3 separate regions of the Homo sapiens genome follow, and all the other regions are linked to region 1. Evidence: chromatin contacts called from ENCODE Hi-C or POLR2A ChIA-PET data. All regions are on one chromosome and are shown on one strand. Each heading gives the region's core, a stretch centred on a gene start or an enhancer-like site at or near the end of the contact. The rest is flanking DNA. Distances are from core to core; before and after follow the strand shown.

What was found. Hi-C counts contacts between places; a loop is a spot of excess contacts on that map. ChIA-PET counts read pairs that join two places held with the same protein, here RNA polymerase II (POLR2A). Pooled maps may share reads with other maps.
Region 2: a map of PC-9 shows a loop between it and region 1 (2.5-fold over the local background). The contact joins the enhancer-like site here to the promoter of AMOTL1 in region 1. A Hi-C loop is called at or near these places in 3 of 168 maps with a recorded cell type or tissue (PC-9, gastrocnemius medialis and psoas muscle). POLR2A ChIA-PET finds 5 or more read pairs at or near these places in 2 of 52 experiments (PC-9 and activated T-cell).
Region 3: a map of psoas muscle shows a loop between it and region 1 (2.3-fold over the local background). The contact joins the enhancer-like site here to the promoter of AMOTL1 in region 1. A Hi-C loop is called at or near these places in 5 of 168 maps with a recorded cell type or tissue (IMR-90, PC-3, aorta and 2 more) and 2 of 50 pooled maps. POLR2A ChIA-PET finds 5 or more read pairs at or near these places in 5 of 52 experiments (A549, AG04450, MCF 10A and 2 more).

Annotation. Positions count from the first base shown.
Region 1 is chr11:94,766,597-94,770,056 of GRCh38, forward strand. It overlaps AMOTL1 (angiomotin like 1), which reads left to right and starts at 1,760. Exons shown (of 13, transcript NM_130847.3): 1 at 1,760-1,964. The coding sequence starts at 1,916.
Region 2 is chr11:94,676,920-94,680,018 of GRCh38, forward strand. PIWIL4-AS1 (PIWIL4 antisense RNA 1) reads right to left here. Exons shown (of 5, transcript NR_135093.1): 3 at 2,467-2,617. Among named protein-coding and RNA genes, the nearest start is that of LINC02700, 40 kb to the left of the region's middle. Within about 2 kb of position 1,517, at least 3 of the 41 ENCODE cell types and tissues checked have a DNase peak (open chromatin) inside an H3K27ac peak, as active enhancers do; they include PC-9, where a contact is called at or near this core.
Region 3 is chr11:94,853,564-94,856,615 of GRCh38, forward strand. AMOTL1 (angiomotin like 1) reads left to right here. Exons shown (of 13, transcript NM_130847.3): 8 at 370-519. Among named protein-coding and RNA genes, the nearest start is that of AMOTL1, 87 kb to the left of the region's middle. Within about 2 kb of position 1,710, at least 3 of the 41 ENCODE cell types and tissues checked have a DNase peak (open chromatin) inside an H3K27ac peak, as active enhancers do.

The DNA.
Region 1 (3,460 bases), core at 510-3,009:
ATTTGTATTAAATTCGCGCAAATGTTAGGTGAATCAGTGGTCCCTTCACTGTCCATAAGATAACCACTTCAGCTCCTAATTTGCGATTCAGGGTTCACAATGTGTAATACAAGGCACATTGAGGCAGAGGTTGTTTCTATACCTGGCTTTGCTACTAAACTTGTTCTGTAACATTGGACAAGTCATTCAACAGCTATGCCTGAGCTTCTTCATCCGGCAAGTGAAAGGTTTAGTTGACACTTTCTTAGATTCTTTCCAGGCCTACATTTTTGTGACGTTGTTATTCTGCCTTCCCTTGTTTTCTCCTCGTTTCTGGTAAAAACGCTTTCCTCTATGCCTTCTTCCCAAGCACCCAGACCTTGTCATCTCCCTCTTGGCTTTTGCCTCTGCTTGCCCAGTGCTGCCTTTTCCTCTTTCTGCTGTGTCTGAACTCCACCACCCTCCCAGGCTTTTCCTTCTGTGTAGTCAGTGCCTCTCTCCGCCCTTCCCAGGCATCTGCAGTACTTGGATCTCCTGCTTTGTTGCTTGCCTGTTTTCTGTTCACACATCTTGTCTTCTTAGACAGATAACAGATCCTTGAAGGGCTGGTCAGCTGCTCTAAGTTTCTTTTGTGTGCTAAGTTTCTTTTGTGTGTACCAGGGTAGATGACTTTAAATGGAGTAGGCATTTCATAAATAATTGTTAAATGATTACATTTGGGCTTTATCTTGAGAGCAGAGTTTACTCAGTAGGAGGGCCCATCAGGGGAATCAGAATCAGGACATGCAACCCACCAGAACTGATGAGAGGTAAAACTGCTGGCAGTCTAGTTAGGGAACTGCCACAATCCAGGGAGGAGTCCCTGAAGGCCGGACCTAGATAGCAGGTAAACAGAGGCAGGGAGCACCAGATAAGAGAGGCTTGGTGTGCGCTAACTCTCCCACTAACATCCTGGGCAGCAACTGTACAGTTACCTAGCTTTCTCTTCTCCAAGCAGTAGAGCTGCCCGGAAAAAGCCAGGCAGAAGTGCTATGGGGCAGGCTCGGGCACCCCAGATTAGGGCTCCAGAGAGCCGCCAGTATAAACCAATATAATGAGGTGGATGAGTAGTTCTCAGCACAGCCTGATTTTAAGAGGTGGGGCAACATTTTCCCAGAGTCGCTTACTTTCTTTACCTCTACTCAGGCAGATAACAGCCTGGGGATTTATGGCCAGAGGATGTACGGTTCTGCGAACACATTTAATATCCGAGGCTGTCAGGTCTGTTTTGGCCCTTCTGTTTGTCAACGGAGCACATAGTAGCAGCTTATCGCCCAATCTCAAGTGCGTGATGGAAGCACTGGGGCCTGGGGAATGCTGAGAAAAGTGTGGCCACTTTCTACCTGGAAATTCCACTTAAGAAGAAAAAAAACCAACCTAAGCAAATCTAGACTTTTGGGCAGATCCGGAAACAGAATTTTGGCCGGCATTGGGCTGGTGGGGAAGGAAGACAAAGTGGAGGGAGAACTGGTGAGTCTGAAATTAATCAAAACCCGGCAGGGGACAAAGGAAGGGATGCTGTCGCCCTCCTAAGTCTCAGGGAGACACGTCAGCTTGAGCTCTGGGCAATTTCAGCCTGGCAGTCTCGCGGCCCGGGGAGGGGCGGCGGGTGTCTGCAGACGGGCTCTAGGGCCCAGCGGCCGGGCGCCACGGCGGGGGTGGAGTGTAGGGTTCTAGTGACGAGCCCGGGCGACCCTCCCCGGCCCGCGCGCGGGGAGCGGGGAGCGCGGACGGCGGCGGGAGCGCGCGAGAAGCTCTAGGACCCAGCAGCGGTTGTCGGGTTTGGGGCTGGAGGTGAAGCCCTGTGTGAATGGGGTTGATTGTCCGGCGCCACTTCCCCGCGCTGCCCGGCAGCCGTCTTCCCCAGCCGAGGGACTGAACTAGCCATGATCGCCTCATGTGGAGGGCAAAGTTGCGCCGGGGAACTTGTGAGCCTGCGGTGAAAGGTAACCAGCCCCCACTCGAGGTGCCGGGAGGGCGTCTCCGAGTCTCCCACGCGAAGAACCCAGTCGCCCCGGGCTCCCCGGGCCCCTGCTGCTCACGGAAGGGGGCAGCTTCTGGGGGCCCGGGGCTGAGATCCCAGATTGTTGTTTTTAAGCGGGTTCCCTTGCCCCGCTCCAGGTCCAGTTGCCTGCGGGCCGGGCCTCAGCGTCTTGCCGCCCCGCGACCCACGTTGACTGAAGTTGTGGCCCCGGGGTTTGGGCCCCGGGGTGCTGCGCGCCCGACGCGGGGCTGGCCTTTCCTGAGGGGCGCAGCCATATGGCCAGACACTCCGAGGCGCGCCCGCGCCCGCGCGCGGGTCTCGCGGCGAGGGAGGGGACGGAAGGGGGTGTCCGGTGCAGCTTTCCCCGGCGCGAGACAAAGGCGCGCGCACCGGCCCGCCCGACGGGCTCTGGCGCTGTGGACTGGACCCTTTCTGCCCGCCGGCCAGACCCGGCTCTGGCGGGTGGGGGCGACGAAAGGGTCGCACCCCAGCCCCAGACGCTCGGATCGCGTTAGCTGCTGCTCCTTCTTTGTTCTCTCCCCAGACAAGTTTCTTTGACAAACTGGAGAGTTACATCCAGCTCCCGCTTGCCTGTTAGGGCTGCCTTTACAATAATCTGCTTTCGCGGGGAGAAAATTTAAACTTTCCAAATGGAACTGTTTTTTCTTGGAATGTGACATTTGTGGCAGGAGGGAGAGTGGTACGTTGGCCGATGACAGCCGAGCGGAACGGTGGCCTAGTGCCGGGACAGGGACCGAGCGTGCCCCATAGGCGGCCGGGCTGGAGGACGCGGCGGCAGAGCAGACGAGCCCTGGCGCGCACCTCTAGGGCCTCCGCTACCTGGACTGCGCTCGCGGCGACGTGTCCAAGTTTCCCCCCTCAGAGCCCCAGGCCGAGAATCCCGGGTATCTGCGCAAAGCTCCCGCGCCTCGCCCACCCTACTCTTCCTATCTTTACTGATGACTAGGAAGACTTTCCTTTTCCATTTTTGTTCGAAGATTTTTGCCTTTTTGGCTTCGGTGTTGGTTTCCTGTCTCCGCGTGGCAAATACCTTTTGGCCGGGCTAGCGTGTGGATCACCTGGACTGGGGTTTCAGAGGTGGGCCCTGAGCGTGCGGCCTCCTGAGACGATGCGGTTTGGACCCAACATTTTGTCCCCATGGTCCCTCAGCTCCCTTTCTCTGTGAGGCCTTGGTTTCCCATTTTCTTCTCCTGAGGCATGTTATGAGAACTGAGTTTTTGTACTGCTTATAGAAGGCCTTGGTGGTGGTGGGGTACGTGGTCTCGAGAGCCAGTTGTGATACCTCGAAGATGCTTTCGGCTAACCAAAGCAGTAACGTGCTAACCTGCTCACCATAAACGAATTAAACCAGAATAGAGGGCTATTAATAGCTACAGTTCCAGAAAATTTCCTTCCTTTTCGGGAAGCAAAAAGTCAAGGCTTGAAATATTAAACAAT
Region 2 (3,099 bases), core at 267-2,766, 90 kb before region 1:
GTTCAGTTCTCAGCCCTCCCTTATCTGAGGCCTATGTGGCAGTGGGTCTATTTGATGGGGGCCTGGGGTTCTGCAAAACAGCTCACGGACATAAGTTGAGTCATCTTTAGTTTGTAGAGGGAACATCTCGTGACTCTAACTTCCTTGGCTCGTGTTTTAAGCTATTATTACCTTCTAGCTTATCAAGTTGCTCATTTACTTCTCAGGACTACCTGGGTACCTGGAATTTCCCCTGAATGAACCCAAGATTTTCCTTTATTTCCATGCTTAGAGCTGGGGACAGCAGGCCTTTAAGAGGAGTCCCTACTCTGTCTCAAAATTATTACTAAATCCAGTGGATTCTGCCTCTTTCATGTCTCTCATTTCTCTGTCTCCACTGTCACTGAATGAGGCCTTCAGCAGCCTCCTTCAGCCTTCTCCTGCCCCTTTTACCCCATCATTATCCTCCATAGTGCAGCTAGAGTGGCCTTTCTAAAAGGAAAACCCAGGCATGCCCTTTCTCTTTTTGTCTGACTTCTCACTTCTCCAGCCTTCTTTTCAGCATTCAACCCCTAACTTAGGGGGTTTCCCCAGACTGCCTCCCCCTTGCCAGCTCCAGCCTTTAAAACCCTCTCACCCTGCTCTGGAGTCCCCAGTGTCAGTCCCAAGGCCTTGAAACCACATTTTCCTCTGACCCGTCCCTTTGGGTTAATAAACTGGTTGCTCATCTGCCTGGCTTTGATTATTATCTCAGACTCACCCTGATGCCTCTGACAATCTCTGTGGGTTGGTCCAACAGCAGCCTCATCCCTACCTTATCCTTACCTCACTCTCTGAGCGACTCTAGCCCGAGTTATCAGTCTGGGTCTGATCATTTTAGCTCTCACTTGTCTGGAAGGGCTCCCAGAATGAAGGAATAAATGGCTCTCTCCACTTTCTCTCCTACTTCTTACTCAGGCCCCAGGATCCTCATCCTAGGCTGTGGTTCTTAGACAGTCCTCCTGAAGCTCCCTCACTCTATACCTATCCTCTCTGAAGTGACCCATTCTCCAAAGTAATATCACCCTTCCTTTCTCTATCCCCAGACCAAAACTTCCCTCTCCAACAGGGTGGCTGATACAGAGAAAGAGGGCAGGCATGGGCCTCAGGAGGCATGGGGTGTAGTCCCAGGTCCTGTCCCTTAGTTCCTGTATTCCTGTGTAGCTCCTGTCAGTGAAAGGTTTCTCCTCCTAGAACTGAGGTGAAGCTCAGCAAGACCATAAATGTGACAGCTCTTTGTATAAAAAGCTCATGGCTGAGAGCAAAGCTGAAACAGTGGGAGATGGATTTGCAAGCAAGGCTTTCCTCTATCGTGATGCCCTGGGCCTGCCAGTCTTCCTGAATTGAGGAACACCAATCCACTGCTTCATTTCTGTCTTTCCAACGGCTATGCCAAAACCAGGGCTGGTGTTGCAGCCCTCCTGTTAAGAACTACTGATAGAGAAAGTCCCAGCCACAAGGCTGTCCTAGGCTTACAACAAGGCACTTAGCGTTGTTTTATCTTATGTGATCTTGGCAACATTTTTATGAGTCAGGCAGGGAAGGTATTAATATCTCCATTCTATAGCCAAGGAAACCAAACTAAAAAATGTGGAAATACTTGTTTACAATCACAGAACTAAATTCAATGCCAGGTTTCTTAAACCTAAAGCTATATTGCTGCTCCTTGTAGACCAAAGTAATATAATTGACGAGGGGGCCTCACTCCTTCAGTTTTTCCTTTCCTTCCTGCCTTCTTTCCATTTAGTGGAATACTGGGAATAAAAAGAGACAGGCTCAGGGGCATGGGACTTAATCCAAGGTAATGAAAGCTAGCTTTAATAGAGATTCAGATCCCACAAAGAGCTTTGGGGCCCAGGGTAGGGAGCTGGGAGATAGGAACATGCATCTTTCAAAAGGACATATAAGCTCTATACAAACAAATGTGCATAAGGAGGAGAGCAATCATTACCTGGGAAGAATGTGCTTCAAGTTGCCCACTTCCATTAGGCTCTATTCTAACTCCATGTGAAAAGCTCCTAAGGGTGACAGCGACAGGGAGGTACCCATTTTCAGTCCCCTCCTTGGAGGCTGTATTGAAGAGTGGCCTTTCAGCATGGTACTGAAGGATGACTAACACCCCTCTTTTAGGCTAACTTGGAGGAATCTAGACCTGTCCCAATAGCTATGATTTAACATCCTTGGCCCTCTGTCATGCAGAAAAGAATGGGGTAGGCATGTGCAGACAGATTCAGGCAGCCCCCAGGTAGCTCTTAACATGAGCCCTAGGCACCAAAAGAAAGGAAAAGGCTCAGAATTTCTCCCTTTCCAATGAATCCCCCATAGTCTGGGCCTCTCAGCCCAGCTCCCTCCCAAACACTCAGCTCCCCACTCCTCTCTGAGAATCACCCCACCCACTGGCCCCCTGGGCTTGGAGCCCCATAGCCTGACTGAGTCAGCATGTCCTACCTTCATTCATGCTTGGTTCTGAAGGGGTCCAGTGATATCAGTAGTAACCCTGAGGCAGCCACTAGCCAGCTTCACTTCATAGCTTTATCTTCAGTTTCCTCTGCCGTAAAACAAGGGAAATGACTATACCTCCCCTGCTCTTCTCACGGGCCTGTTGTGAAGATTAAATGAGATAATTCAGGTGAAAGTGTTTTGCAAATTCTGAACTATAATTATGCTCACAATTATTAATATAGTAGTATGTCCACTGCCTTATTTGGGCCTTGAGAGCCAGGGAATGAATCCAGGTGGAGTCTGCAGACCATTTGCAGGAAGTAACCCACAAGGGTCACGGGGATGTGCTGATGAAAACGCACTGACTGACATTTTAGGGATAGAGAGTGAAGGGTGCTGCTTTACTCTCAGAGAGCTATGCAAGGTAGCATTTCCATGTCTTCTCTTTAGAGGAAGAAAGATGTAATGGAAGCTCCACTGTAATTAGTTCCCTGACCACTTCTGACAATAGCCAAACAGAAAATTCAAATCAGAACTCTCCCACCCTGGATGGTGCAGTTTGCTTTTCCAGAAACACCTGAAATCCCAGAAGGCACCAATTGTTTCTTCAATGCAAGTTTGGCTGCTCAGCAGAAGCAC
Region 3 (3,052 bases), core at 460-2,959, 87 kb after region 1:
TATTGTAAATAGTCCTGCAATAAACATACGTGCAAAAACTCTTTATTTACCTCACTTCCAATGCCTGAAAATGCAGAAATTATTAAGCAATAAATGAGTATTGAGCTCAAAGCTGCACAAATTACCAAAAGCAGGTACCCCAGTAGAGTCTTCAATTTCATACATCCTAGCCATTGTAGGTATAACTGGCAGTCTATGTGTAAATCTTTTCTGTTCCAGTGCACTTGAAGGATAGGAGTAGGGCGGTGGGAGGTACGTGCACCTGTAGTTTAAATAGGATCTCCAGGTAATCTGACCCCACCTCCTCCACCCCAGCTTTGAGAATCAGTGGTCTAAATTCTGTGCTCTTTTTTACTCTTCTCCACTCAGTTACGAGAGAAGCAAGCATATGTTGAGAAAGTTGAGAAGCTGCAGCAGGCCCTGACCCAGCTGCAGTCTGCATGTGAGAAGCGAGAACAGATGGAGCGGAGACTGCGGACTTGGCTGGAGAGAGAGCTGGATGCACTGAGAACCCAGCAGGTAAGGAACTGGGCATGGACTGGTGAAAGAATTAGATATGTTCACTCAGCAAACGTATGGATGTTCTACCATGGGCCAGATCCTGCACCTTGCTCCCAGGATTCAGAGGGAAACAAGAACTCCCTGTCCTCAGTGAACCCATACAACAACCAGGAGAGAAGGCGAGCAGTCCGCTCACTGGAGTGACAGATGTCCTCACAGAGAGAAAGTGGTCGCCAGCTTGGGGCTGGGGAGAGCGGAATGCAGCATTAGATGACTTCAGAGAGGAAGACATTTGAGCTGGACATTGACAGATGAGTTTTTGGGCATTCAAGGGCAAGAACATCATAGGTAGAGGGAGAATATGGTAAAGGACAGGGCCCTGAAACGACATAGCACGTCCAGGGTAGCAGGGTGCAGGTAGCTAGGGGAAAGTGCCCAGTGCAGTGGCTGGTGAGGAGACTAAGGCCACTTGTGGAGGACATTTGGTCAAGCTGAGATACTGGGCTTTTTCTTATAGTCAACAGAGTACCAACAACTGGGAAGTTTTTAAGCTGGAGAGAAACATGATGCAAGAGATCAGGGAGAGAGCCCTCTGATGTCAGAGGACCATCCAGAGGGTGGATGTTAAAGTTGCAGAGGCCAGCCTGAAGGTTGTCGGTGCAGCCTAGGGTGTAGTGACAGTGAGAACCCATGGAGGAGTTGAAGGGAAGAGCCAATAAGGGGGTGACATTAGTAGCCCATGATGATCAGTGAGTTTTCAGAAGTAAAGGAGAGGAAGGGATGTAAGACCATCCCTAGAAAATAATGTTGGCCATAATTCCCTATTCCTGCTGCCTGTCCTTCTCTGCTGGTAACAACTGAGCATGTAACTCAGCTATGAGTAAGCACAGAGTGAAAAGCCCAGCCTGGGGTTCACCTGCACCACGGCAAGCAGGAAGAAGACTGGTCAAAGGCTCCTGGCCCCAGATGAGCCTGTCCACCATCACCCAGCATGATGAGCAGAGGCCTTTATGTAGCTGGTGAAGGGTGTGTTCTAAATTGGGATACCAGGGAAATGCAAGGCAGGGCCCCATGGAATTATCTACTGGATAGGGCATAGTGGTTGTGGTTGAAACACTTGAAAACACTTGAGCGCATGCACTCAGGCCAGCTCAGCCCTCTCACAGGGCAGGCCCATGCAGTTCCCTCTGGGTATGTGCATTTGGCTGGAGAAGGAGGTGTTAGTGAGATTGCCCAGAAAAGTAAGAAACCCACCTCCGCCTCCCACTGTCTTGGCTTGGTGGATAGCTCGTAAGAAAAGGCAGGTCTGTCTGTGGACTTCTAATACTGATAAACTGTGCCACATACTTTGGCACAGAGTTACACCGTTCAGCTGTTCTCTGTCACTCAGTTGCTGAGATCTTCGCTTCCCCATCTGGGGACAGGGGTTCTCCCTGGTTCCAGGTACAGCACTGGCCCACAGTAGACACTGATTAGTCTTTCTTTGGCTAACCAAATGGGCACATCTCGGTTCTTAGAGCACATAAAGAATGTTCCTTCCTGGTTAATATGCCGTCCACACCCTAAAGTTAGATTACTTCTCCTTGGCTCTTCTGAGTGCTGTGAAACCAGACTCACCTCCGTTATCCTTGTTGTTTATCAAGAAGAAATAAAATGTTAGAATTATTTGAAAAATATCTTAATTGCCACAGAGGATAGTTGGCTGTATGCACACTCAGACCCATGCACGCTCACCCACACAGTTTCCTCAGGCAGGCAAAAACAACATTCCTGCTGTGCATGAAGGCTGCTGACAGGCTGAGGAGTGCCAGTAGGGGACAGAAATTTCAGAATTGAGGCTCTCCCGGGAAATTACTCTGCTTTCATTTTGGATTTGTGTTCGGGAGCTGATGGCAGACCCCCAGCTGTGTATGGCTGACATGAGACCGAAGAGGAGGAGACAGTCTCTAAACAGAATTGTGATGCTCAGCATCTCTTTAAAAATAACATTACAGTTTGTTGTTGTTGTTGTTGTTTTAATGAGAGCATTAATCTGCCTCCTATGATATGAAATACATTCAGGGATTATGTCCCTGTTGCTCTTGATACTCATTAAAAAGATAAGTAGAGGTTGAGTATCCCTTATCTGAAATGCTTGGGACCAGAAGTGTTTTAGATTTTGTATTTTCAGGTTTAGGATGCTCAATCTTATTATTTTTTTTTCCTGTAATATTTCTTTATTTTCTAATGTTCCCAGTAAGCATACATTATCTTATAACCAAAAAAAGGTTAAAATGTTATTACAAAAAAATCCACTGGAAACATCTTGAGTTTTTTACTGGTTCCATGTGGCAGATACTGTGTAAAGGGCAAAGTGTATCTAAACTCATTTTTGGGGCCTGTGGGCTGGTCTGGGGGGCAGCTCTGCTGGTCTCACCAGAGATGACTCGGAATCCACTTGAGAACATGGGGTCATCTGAGGAACTCAGCCTGTCCGGGAAAGGGGATCCAGGGCCTCTCTGATCCCCTCCTCCTCATTCACCCTCACGCAACTCATGAATATGCCTGCCAG